Linked DNA regions of Homo sapiens: region 1 is linked to region 2. A link is a contact called in ENCODE Hi-C or POLR2A ChIA-PET data. All regions are on one chromosome and are shown on one strand. Each heading gives the region's core, a stretch centred on a gene start or an enhancer-like site at or near the end of the contact. The rest is flanking DNA. Distances are from core to core; before and after follow the strand shown.

Region 1 (5,780 bases), core at 1,306-3,805, 8.6 Mb before region 2:
CAAAGCTAACATTTTATTTATGTGTGTTATTAAATACTGTGGTGTATTAGAGAAGTTAAAGGTTATCTAATAGTTACAATGCTTTTTGCATGATCGGTGTTGAATTGATGGATAAATGTCCTGAGGCCCGGAAGGGCTATGTTTTTCCTCAACAATTGGACCCACAAAGTAATACATAGTGTAAGAGCACTACACTACCATGAAGTACTTTTGTTCAGAAACAACAAAAGATACACTTCTGAGGTAAGTGACAGTGCCCAGCCATGGAGAGAAGAGTTGCTGATGCAAGCTAAGTGAGAATATCCTTTCACTTTTTAAGAACTTTCTAGTTTAGATTAGGCTCATTAAATCTAGATATTACTATTGGCTTTCTAGCACACAAATCAGAAATATCACATTACTTCTCAACCACACAGAACCAGCGAATATGCCTAAGTACAATAACAAAGAGACTTTTAGAAGACTCTAGAAGCCCACTTTTTAAAGAACTAAGTCTGGCCGGCCAGGATCTTTAAAGAATCACAGGTTCACTCACTGCTAAAGAGATTTCTCAGCCTGGAAATGCAGATCGATCTTTCTTACTGTTCTGGTTTCTGATCTTTTAGGATATGGCTTTAAGGACTAAAAGAATGTCCACCCTACCTCTCAGTTTTTTCTCTATAGGTTGAGAGTCAATGAAGCCAAAGATTGCTCCCATTTTTAACCCCTACTCTGCTGAAGGTGGAGAGTGGAATTTCCGGTCTGTTTCTGGCGAAAGCCAGTATTTGTTGTGGCTTAATATAAAACCTTGTAGAGACGAATTCATCGACTTCACAGTTACTGTTTCGGCCTCTCACTGTGCATAAAAGCCAGAAAAAGATGTAAAAAGTAGAAGAGTTCAAACATTATTGAGGATTACCTTATCTATGCCCATGTATTGAAAATATAAACGTCCAAAACGTTTAAAATTTCAATAGAAGAAACGTGTACATCTACGAAAAAAGGTATAAAACCTTCTAGAATCTTCTTGGAAAGAAATCAAAGCACAGACTGCTTCAAGTGAGCTACTCTTCAACATCTTTTTGCCATATTTTAAAGCTTTCCATAGAATAGTAAATGAGGCATTTAAAGACCATTGGACACTGACCTTGTTTTAGTATAGTTAAGGTATTATATTTTGGACCATTCAGAACGGTCAAATTAAGATGCCAAATTACCTTTCCATAAAAAGTAATATAGGTTTCATACAGTTGGTTTCCTCATAAAATTACCAGTAACAGCAGCCTATAAGCAGCAACTAGTTTTTCATATTTCAGAATTACTTCATTATATTCCTTGCCAACAAACTTCCCAGGCCAGAGAAACAACGGAACATGTGGAAACATGTTTCCATGACATAACGCCGCTCCTCCTAAGCCTTTCATTAAGCGTTCATAATAGAATCACTCCACAGTCATGTTTATACGGGACAGCTGCCCCCGACTCCGGCAATTCACTCTGCAGAAACACGCTTTTGGTCCGACCCAACCCCGCCGCATTCCAGCAACTGACGTAGTTACCAATGCACAAGGCCAGTGACTCCCATCCCGAGGCTCTCCCTATCAATGCACCATTGACCTGGCCCTGTAAACCGGCTCCATTACCTGCAGTTCTCAAGGGCACTGGGTTTTGTAAAACCCCACATGCCTCACTCCCCGCCCTTAAAAAAAAAAAAAAGGCTTTCGGGGCCAGATGAACCTGCAATTCATCTCTGACGTGTGCAGCCGAAGCTGACTTTTTACTTTTCTGAGAAAAAGCTGTCACCCAGAGGGACGGGGAAAGGAAGGAGGGCAGCTGGCGCGGGGCCGATAATCCCACGTAAACCTCGTTAGAGGCAACCGGAGATCTTTCTCAATATTCCGGACGCCAGGGGCTGTCCCACAGCAACCTCTTCCTCGCAAGCAAAAGAGGCGTTGGGGGACAGCGGCACGAGGCAGGGGACGTGCGTAGGTACAGAAAAGAGAGCTGCGCAAACTAGTGCGGTCCCTCGTCCTTGAAGGAAAAGAAGCTTTGCGGGGCGAGGAAGTCCGACTGCCACCCGGCGGTCTCTAGGGACTGCGGTTGACGGGTTGCACCTGTCATCTCGGGGTTCGGCGCACGTTAGGGGAAAATCCGAGGAAGCGAGCAGACAGGACAAACGTTAAGGACGGGAGAGAAAAACGTTTCTTAGGGTCGAGGTGATGCTCAGCAGAGGCACTTACGGGGTACACCTGTCGCTGTACTCATTGGCGATGGTCTCGATGCCGCCACTTCTCGCGACAGCAATGTAGCAGTTGAGAAAGCCGAGGTCAATGCCAACCACAGACATCCCGCCGCGTGATGGTCGGGCTGCTGGTACTGAACCCTTCGGTACGGGAACCGTGTCCTCTTCTGGGCTATTGCTGCTGGGATTGCGACTCCTACCAGAAGCAAACGAGAGGGGACCCCAAGTCGCTAAGCAGAAAATCTAGGGCAGGGAGTCGGAAACCCGCGGAAGGAGCAGAGGCCGTCAGCGCCGCAGCCTGCACCGCGTCCCGCAGCCTGGGTCTTTCCCTACTGCGGTTCGGCCGCCTCCAACCGGCGGTTACTGGGACCTGCGCCTGCGCGCTCGGCTGCCCGGGAGGCGCGCGAGCCTCCGCTCCGCGCCCGAGCCAGCTCCGGGCCCGGACTTCGGCCGCTTCCGTCAGCACTCGGGCAACGGCTGCCCAAGAAGCTGCGGGTTCGAGAAAGATCTGGAAAATGGAGGCTGCTGAGCTATCCGGGGGCGGGAGAAGCGGGAAGGCGGGGCGGGGAGGATCGGGGAAAGGAGGCTAGGCACATTGGCTTGCTCGCCCTCGCTCGGCAGTAGGACGTCGGGCGGTCGGGCTAGGTGAGAGGCAGGCGACCGGCCGGCCCGGGGCTTTGCGAACGTGTTTTGAGGCACATTTTTGGGTTGTTTTGGCAACCGGAGGCGTGCTTGTCACGGCGGCAGGATGCTGTCCTGGCTGGCGGGCGCCGCCCCCTCACCCCCTGCCCTCAGAAGGGCTCGCCCGCAGGCCTCGCCTCCCCGAGGGGCCCATGTGCAGCCCGGCGCCCTCCCCTTGTGGCTGGAGGCCCGCCGCGCCCGGCTCTGTGAGGTGGCGCGCATTGTCCGACGTCCGCCGCTCCGCCCTGTCCAGCCCCGGGGGAGCTGCCGAGCCCGGGACAGACTCTTGTGCGAAAGCGGGATGAGCACATGTTAGGTTTTTTTCTTTTTTCATCAGCAGGATTTGAAATATCAAAAGTCAAACTTCTGTCAAGAAATAAGATCACACTGACAACTTTCCCTCCACGTACCTTTCCTCACACCTTTCTAAAAGATGCTGGCCCCGCCGCTGACCCTTGTCTCTGGAAACCAGTTTTACAGGAAAGTGACCTTAATTAAGTGTGCCACTCACACCAGCCAAGTCTGTGCTTTAGCCTCCAGCCGCTGCCCTGTGGTCCTCAAAAAAGAGCCCAGTGTGGTCCAGCGCCCTCCCTCTTGGTTTGATCGGCATGTGTTGCCTGTCTGTAATTAACCAAGTTTTATGTTACACTTAAGAAATTTGGCTGTCTTGTTGCTTTTCGTTCACTTTTACGTGTGTGCCCTGTTCCTTCTCTGCCAGTCCTTGGTCTGTTCCCTGTTCCTCCCCGTCCTCTTCATCTAGTCTCTGTTCCTTCTCATCCAATTCTTTGTGTGTTTTCCTGTTCCATTTTGGTATCCATCTTGAAAACAGGCGTGTTTTTTTGTTTGTTTGTTTTGTTTACTAGATTCTTTAGTATTCTGATTATCCCTAGTTGTCCACTTCTTTAAATAACTTAGATTTTTTACTATTAATAATGTTGCTACAGCAGCAGCAGCAGCAAGGGTGGCTATAGTTCCTGCTGCTGTTAGAATGAACGTGAAATCCATTTTCAAGGGCAATACTGAGGCAACTGGATTGTACAGTATTGCTTGGGCTCTGGTCTCTACATTGAAGAAATCAATCAGGCCTCTCTTCCCTTCATGAGCACTCAGGAGACGTGGAGCCCCTGGGTGAAGCTGCGCTCTGAGACACCGCAGAACTCGGCGTCCCAGCGGGCAGCTCGTGAGCAGAACAGGGATTGGGCGTTGCCCTGCGACTGAACCCTGGGCCCTGGTCCTGCTGGGCGCCTGTGACTTCCACCAGTTCTCCTCACACACCTCTTCTGACATCGGCCATCACTATCTAGATTTATTCCAGAATATCCTGAAATTCTCCTAGTACAATTAATTTATCTTAATTCCATTAGTTTATCCATGTTGTCTATACAACTTGAGGGTGTAAGAATGTTTTTTTTTTTTCCTATTAAAAATACCACTTAAAATATCAAAGTAAAAAGGAAGTTGAGGCCAGGAGCAAAGTGGTGTTATCATCACGTTCCTTACAATTACTGGCAGGACGTGAGAGTACCCAGTGGTTAAAACCATGACGGGCTTTGGGGTCACACAGATTTGGGTTGTAGTACCAGGCTTGCCTAACTTACTACCTGTATAACGTTTGGCAAGTTACTTAATGCTCCAAGCCACAGGTTCAGTCTGTTAAAATGAGGACAAATATGCCTACTGGGCTGTTTTTATGATTAAATAATGTAAGCACTGCATCAGTCCCTGGCACCAAACGGTCAATAAATGCTAGCTATGCTTAGCTGCTGAATGATCCTGATTCATGTACATTGGTCATGTATCCAGCAACCTTGCTGTATTCTAAATTCAAGTATTTGCAGAATTTCTTGGATTTTCTGTGTATAGAACAATATGGCCTGGGAAATAATGAATTTCTTCATTTCTATTTCTTCTGTTTCTTATTGTTTTGCCTGGATTATGTTGCTTAAGTGCTCCAGTAAAATTTTGAAAATAAACAGTAGTGGTAAGCATCCTTGTCTTGTCCCTAACATTAAATACCTTTGTGTTTATGATGTAAGAAAGTTAACAAAATTATCTTCTATTCCTACTTTGCTAAGAGATTTTTCTCATAAAATCCACTCACACGCCTGTAAGTGGATACTGAAACTTAACAAATGTTAACCATCATCTAATGACCTGTTTGTTGCCCTTTAATTTGTTAATACAATGAATAACGTTACTAGAGTTTTCTAACATCCTTGTATCCCTGGGATAAACCAGAAAGGCCATGATGGTTCTGATTGTTTTGGCTTGTGATTATTTTATGAAGGATCTTTACATCTATATTCATAAATGAAACTGGCCTTTTTCTTTCTTTACTCTTTTTATTGGCGTCAAGATTATCGCCTCATAGAGGAAGCCAAAGGGGTTTCCTCTTTTTTGTTCCCTTCTGATAGTTTTGGTAAGAAAAGCCTGTAAACCGGCTGGGCGGGGTGGCTCACGCTTGTAATCCCAGCACTTTGGGGGCCGAGGCGGGCGGATCACCTGAGGTCAGGAGTTTGAGACCAGCCTGACCAACATGGCGAAAACCCATCTCTGCTAAAAATACAAAATTAGCCGGGCGTGGTGGCACATGCCTGTAATTCCAGCTACACAGGAGGCTGAGGCAGGAGAATTGCTTGAACCTCGGAGGCGGAGGTTGTGGTGAGCCGAGATTGCGTCATTGCACTCCAACCTGGGCAACAAGAGAGAAACTCCGTCTCAAAAAAAAAAAAAAAAAAAAAAAGGGCTGTAAACCATCTTAGCCTAGAGTTTATGAGGTTTATGATGAATGATTAAATTTCTTTAGTGGTTATGGTCTATGTTTTCTATTATTCTTGAATCATTATTGGTTATTTGTATTATTAAAAATTTACCATTT
Region 2 (5,303 bases), core at 1-2,500:
CCTTTTCTTTTAATAACTAAAAGTGAATCAGATCTTAATCACAAAAACCTTCCTAAGTGTACTGCGTTTTTTTGTTTGTTTGTTTGTTTTTTGGAGACGGAGTCTGGCTCTGTCGCCCCTGCTGGAATGCAGTGGCGCGATCTCGGCTCACTGCAACCTCCGGTTCAAGCAATTCTCCTGCCTCAGCCTCCCGAGTAGCTGGGACTACAGGTTAAGTTTACTATTAAACCTACCTCAAAAATAGCCTTAGATATTCTTTGCAAATATATATATTTATACATACATACATACACACACACACATATATATATATATATATATCTATTTCCAGATAAGGAAACTTTCGGAAAACTTTGCTGTCCAACTGGTAATTCCCTGCATACTTTGCATTGATAAAGAAAACCTTGTAGCAGGGTTACAAACCTCAAAACATCCTCAGATTGCAGGTTTTAGAAACCCTCCCTATTACACCTGTGCAAGTACTTCCTGTTCTCCAACACTGTTTAAAAATAGTTTGGTAAATGCCCCGTAAGCCGCCCTTTAGAAGCTAAACATTAACTTTATATACATCACCACTACCACTGAGAAACCACCACCCCAAGAATCTCACGAGTCCAGTCATCTCTCTTCTCCAAGGAGGGAGCATAACCATCCTGGACCCCTTTAAGTAAAAAACTGTGTGCTCAGGCGAGGCAATGTGGCTTGGACAGCCAGGGGCAGGAGCCAAGTAAGGGTATTACTCACAATCCCAGCAGGACTCCAGCTTGTCGCCGCCCTCAAACACGGCAGCAATAACATCCAGGACCCAACAAGTACAGCACCTCCTCCCGCCTCGCGAGCGCCTCCAGCCTGGCCAGAGGCATCTCCGCCAGACGCGGCGAGAAGGGGCGAAAGGGCTGCGTGACCTCTGGCGTCTGAACCGCCCAGCAAAGAGAGTGTGTGTGTGCCCAGAGGGCCGGGGCCATAGGAGGTCGCCGGGCTGCGAGGGGAGAGACGAGCTCTGGGGCTAGAATGAGAGTGTCCCGGTCAGGCCCGCGGGGGTCGCAGGTCTCTGGATCTCCAACCAGAGGGCTAGTTTCGGAGACTTACCTTGAGCTCTACCCTCCTTGCGCGAGGAGCGTGCGGTCCAGGTAGAGAAATACAGGCCTTCCACTCCCACAGAGCTACCTCCCGCTGGCCCAGCCCCGCTTCACGCCGACACCCGCCAGACACACTGACTGCTGCCACAGTACCGAGGCTCACCGGGAACTGGAGCACAGGCGGCTGGTCTCCGCCGCCCAGAGCCCGACCCTGTGAGCGGAGCATGCGCATACGCCCCAATACCCAGGGACCAGTCAGGCCAGTGACACCTGCGATCAACAGGTCCCTGGAGCCCCGCCCCTCTCCCCGCCTCGAGCCCGCCCCTCGGAGCGGGCTCCGCCTTCACGCTCACCGAGGTAACTCCGCCTCCGCTCGCGATTTCCCGGCTTTCTGGACCTGCGGAATTCTATTCCCGCGGGGATTTGATGGCGTGCGCGATACAGTTGGCTTCCTCGGAGGCGCGAGATCGCGCGAGACCAAGAGATAGAACATTTCTGCAAAAGCGGCAGCTTGGCGCTGGAGTTTGGTTGTTGGGGGAAAGGTGGTTGTAGGACGTGCTGTCTGGTGTGGTGAGAAAGAGGCTAGTTCTTCAGGAGGAGGCGATTATTCTGGTGCTCTTGGTAGTTCATTCGGTATTTTCTAAGCTCAAGAACGCGGATCCACCAAGGACTTCACTTAGGTTAGGTGTTACCTGAGAGAACAATCCGTAGTTTGGCATCAGAACCCCATGCGGACACGCAGTTTCCTTTAGATTTCCGTGAGTCGTTAGACGATCTATTTGCAGTTAAATGGCTTCCTGTGGCGTGAATGTGTATTCCCCAAGCAGTTGTTTCTTGCCTTTAATTAGATAGCTTTAATAAGTCTGTTGACCTGGTTAATGATTGTCAGAAAAGTCTGTCCGCCTCTTTGCCGTGCTTTCGAACAGGTTTTAAGTTAAAAGGTACTGCTGGGAATTGGGCTAAACTTTGATTTTGAATAAACCTTTCTTAGGAATAGTAGTAAAGGAAAAACCCATCGTCACTGATACCGAATATCTCTCAAGTAAATAAAGAAGGTTTTGGAACTCATTCCAAAGCTGGTGTAAGTTGAACATACTAATTGTAAAAATGGATTTCAGTAAACCCAGAGGCACTTCTAAAAGTTTATTTGAAGAAAGAGGGGGAAGAAATATTGGTCGTTGATACAGGAGACAAATAGGACCCGTTTGTAATGTCTGAGGCTGAATCATTAAGAATTTATTGAGCATTTACTATGTTCCCTTTACTGAACTAGGCACTGTCAGAAATAGGATGAAATAAAGCCGTGGTTTCTGCCCTCAAAATATTAAAAACTTTGGGAGGGGTGGGGGAAAAAAAGATCCTACTCTGCATTTTTAAAACAATAAGAGCACACCATTAACTCTTCCCTCCGTTTCTCTAATGTCATTTTCTCCTCATTCTGCAGCTACTTTTCTGGTGCACTTTAAATACTGTTTTTCCGCTGCGTGGTCTCTGTTCGCCAGCACTCCATTTTCTTTTGCTGTTTCTGTTTAATGTTAATCCATGTCTCCTTGAGCAGTCTCTTTCCCATCATGGATTTACCTACCACGTGTCCTGTGCACCAAGAACTCTCAGGTGTATATCTATACGTCGGACATTTTTAAGCAACATCCTTTGGATTTCACACAGTATCTTAAATATGTCCCAAATTGACATGGACATCTTTACTATAATCTGTTCCTGATGCCATGTCCCTCTTCACCCATCTGGAACCTACACCATTTCCATTCCCTGTTTCAGAAAATGACACGCAACTGCCCAAGTCAGAAATCTATGAGTACCCCTGTTACTTTTCCTTCATTTCCTCTTTTCTAATATCAAATTTTGACTCTTATTTCCTTAAGTATCTCTCAGGTCCACCCCTCCACTCTCACTGTCTTAGTCCTTCAAGTAATCACCATCTCTTATGACTCATCTTCCTTGTACTATTGCAATATTCACAAGATATCCTCTAGTTATTTCCCACACCAGTCCAACCTCCATTCTATTAATAATTTTTCTAACGTGAAAATACGATCATTATACTTCTCTGCTAAGAATTTTTCATTACCCACCGGCAGGGCCTTTCATGATCACACTGTTAAACTCATCGCCATTCTTCCTCCAGTTCCTCCACATTAATCTTTCTAAAGTCCTTGCTTTCTATGTTCTTGGTTCTCTCAAGATCCTTTGGTTCTCTCTCGAATGCTTATCTCCATGGATCTTTTCATAACTTTCTGAGACAAAATTGTCATCCCTTTTGGGACTTATTTTTATAACAATTATGTTGTACTATATTTATTTCTCTGCAAATGTACCTGACAGAGTAACCCCCACCTCCACCCTTGAGAAATAATTTGAACTGTGGATAATAATGGCTTATACTACCTCCCTTCCTTATTTAGCAATTACAGAAGAATACCCTTCAGTTCACCCTGCTCAAGAATTTGACTAAACCCTGACTATACACTTTTAAAATTATATAATTTCATACTTTCTACCAGTTTTTAGCATATCTATGTACCGATCCTTAAATGGTAGAGTTGTAATAGGACCCAATTTAAGCATCAAGAGGGCAGAGTCTGAAGCAAACATGAAAAAATGGAAAATTGACATTGCAGGACAGCTGTTGCTCCCAGAAAATTTGTAATTGGGAAAGTCACAACAAGGATTTAAAATATTTTAATTCTTACTATTTGTCCTTGAGGGACGTGTGTGGGTTTGATTCCCTAGTTTCTGATTGGCTGGACCCAAATTTGTGAAGACCAATCTCTGCACCTCACACAGGCAAAGAGATCATGAAAGGGAGCAGGCTTGGCATGCCAAAGAATACCCTAGATCATTCAGCTGAGGCTTAGCCAAAGTTCACACCACCAGCACATATACACACCTCTTAGTGTTATTCTGGATTGATTATAACTCAGACTTTGAGAAATGTGCTACCCTGTGGCTAGATGCACCCTGCCACTAATGTCTGGTAGGAATAGCAACATTGTGTCCTGCGGAGCTGTAACCCAGTAGTTCCAGGAGGTAATCAACAGCTTAACCATGACTGAGCTGGGTGGGGTAGAGTGAAATATAGCATAGGGAAGTAGTAGATCAATGACTGACTCAGGGTTAGATACTAGACAGAATCCTTTTTTTCCTAAATGCATCCATAAGGACTGACAAGTGAATTTCCTTACTACCTAAGCTCTCTGTTTTTTCATGTTTCCAAGGCATAGCACAGTGCCTAGCACAGATGCTTAACAAGCAGTGTTTATTGGATGGAGTAAAAATTGGAAGTTTTGTTGATTTTTTTGAATAGAGTCATCTGTGTGGGCTAAAGTTGGAGAGGGCTTCTGTGGGAGATCAAATATGAACTTCAGCTTGGAAGGATTATAAGCAAGTGTATTTGAAGGCATTGAGGAAGATATGTAACTTAAAAGAGCAAAGTTTTAGAAACAGGATTGAACAAGGCCAGTACAGGACTACAATGGGAAGCCTTTGTAAGTTCTGGGGCAGAATGATTCATTTGGAATAAGGTACAGAAGAACTGTAGGGGAAACTATAGCTAGGCAAGAAGAGAAATCTCTAGGCTGTGACTCAGGGATGAGTCAACCAGAAAAATCTAGTCACAATTGACCACTCCCTCCTTGACATCTTCATCTCAATTCTTGTGACATCATTCCTTTATGGCTTTCATCCTGCCTCATGGGCTTCTCTTTCTCAGCCTCCTTTTCTCTTGTACTTTTCAATCTGCTTTAAATGTTGATGTGCCTTAGTGCCTGATCCTGAGATGTCATTTATCCTCATGGTTTTAAATCTATTTCCCACACAGCAGCCAATTAGTCTTTTAAAAATATTGACATGTTACTCCCCAACTTAAATTGTTCAATGACTTTTCATTCACATAGAATAAAATCCAAAATTCTTGCCAAGGCCTATAGACCCCTGAATGATCTGTTCCTGCTTCCGCAACAACATCTCATGCTGTTCAAGGCTTTGCATTCTCTATTCTCTATGTCTGGAAGACTAGTTCTAAACTGGGGGTGGTTTTCTCTCCCATGGACATTTGGCAATGGTTGGAAACATTTTTGGTTGTCACAGTTGCGGGCAGGGATGCTGCTAAACATCCTACAATGGACAAGACAGTCTCCCACAACAAAGAATTATCTAGTCCCCAATGTCAGTAGGATCAAGGTTGAGAATTACTGGCCTAGAACA

The links. Hi-C counts contacts between places; a loop is a spot of excess contacts on that map. ChIA-PET counts read pairs that join two places held with the same protein, here RNA polymerase II (POLR2A). Pooled maps may share reads with other maps.
Region 1: a pooled map shows a loop between it and region 2 (13-fold over the local background). The contact joins the promoter of HSPA4L here to the promoter of USP53 in region 2. A Hi-C loop is called at or near these places in 1 of 37 single-sample maps with no recorded cell type and 4 of 50 pooled maps. POLR2A ChIA-PET finds 5 or more read pairs at or near these places in 1 of 52 experiments (AG04450).

Annotation. Positions count from the first base shown.
Region 1 is chr4:127,779,097-127,784,876 of GRCh38, reverse strand. HSPA4L (heat shock protein family A (Hsp70) member 4 like) reads right to left here and starts at 2,555. Exons shown (of 19, transcript NM_014278.4): 1 at 2,220-2,555. The coding sequence starts at 2,326. RefSeq lists enhancers at 154-393, 1,805-1,884, 1,493-2,485, 2,385-2,534 and silencers at 2,675-2,744, 3,025-3,194.
Region 2 is chr4:119,208,660-119,213,962 of GRCh38, reverse strand. USP53 (ubiquitin specific peptidase 53) reads right to left here and starts at 1,250. Exons shown (of 19, transcript NM_001371395.1): 1 at 1,090-1,250. LOC101929762 (a long non-coding RNA gene) reads left to right here and starts at 1,319. Exons shown (of 3, transcript NR_125931.1): 1 at 1,319-1,436. RefSeq lists enhancers at 856-905, 611-1,184, 1,516-1,635, 1,758-2,332, 3,488-4,687 and a silencer at 1,256-1,385.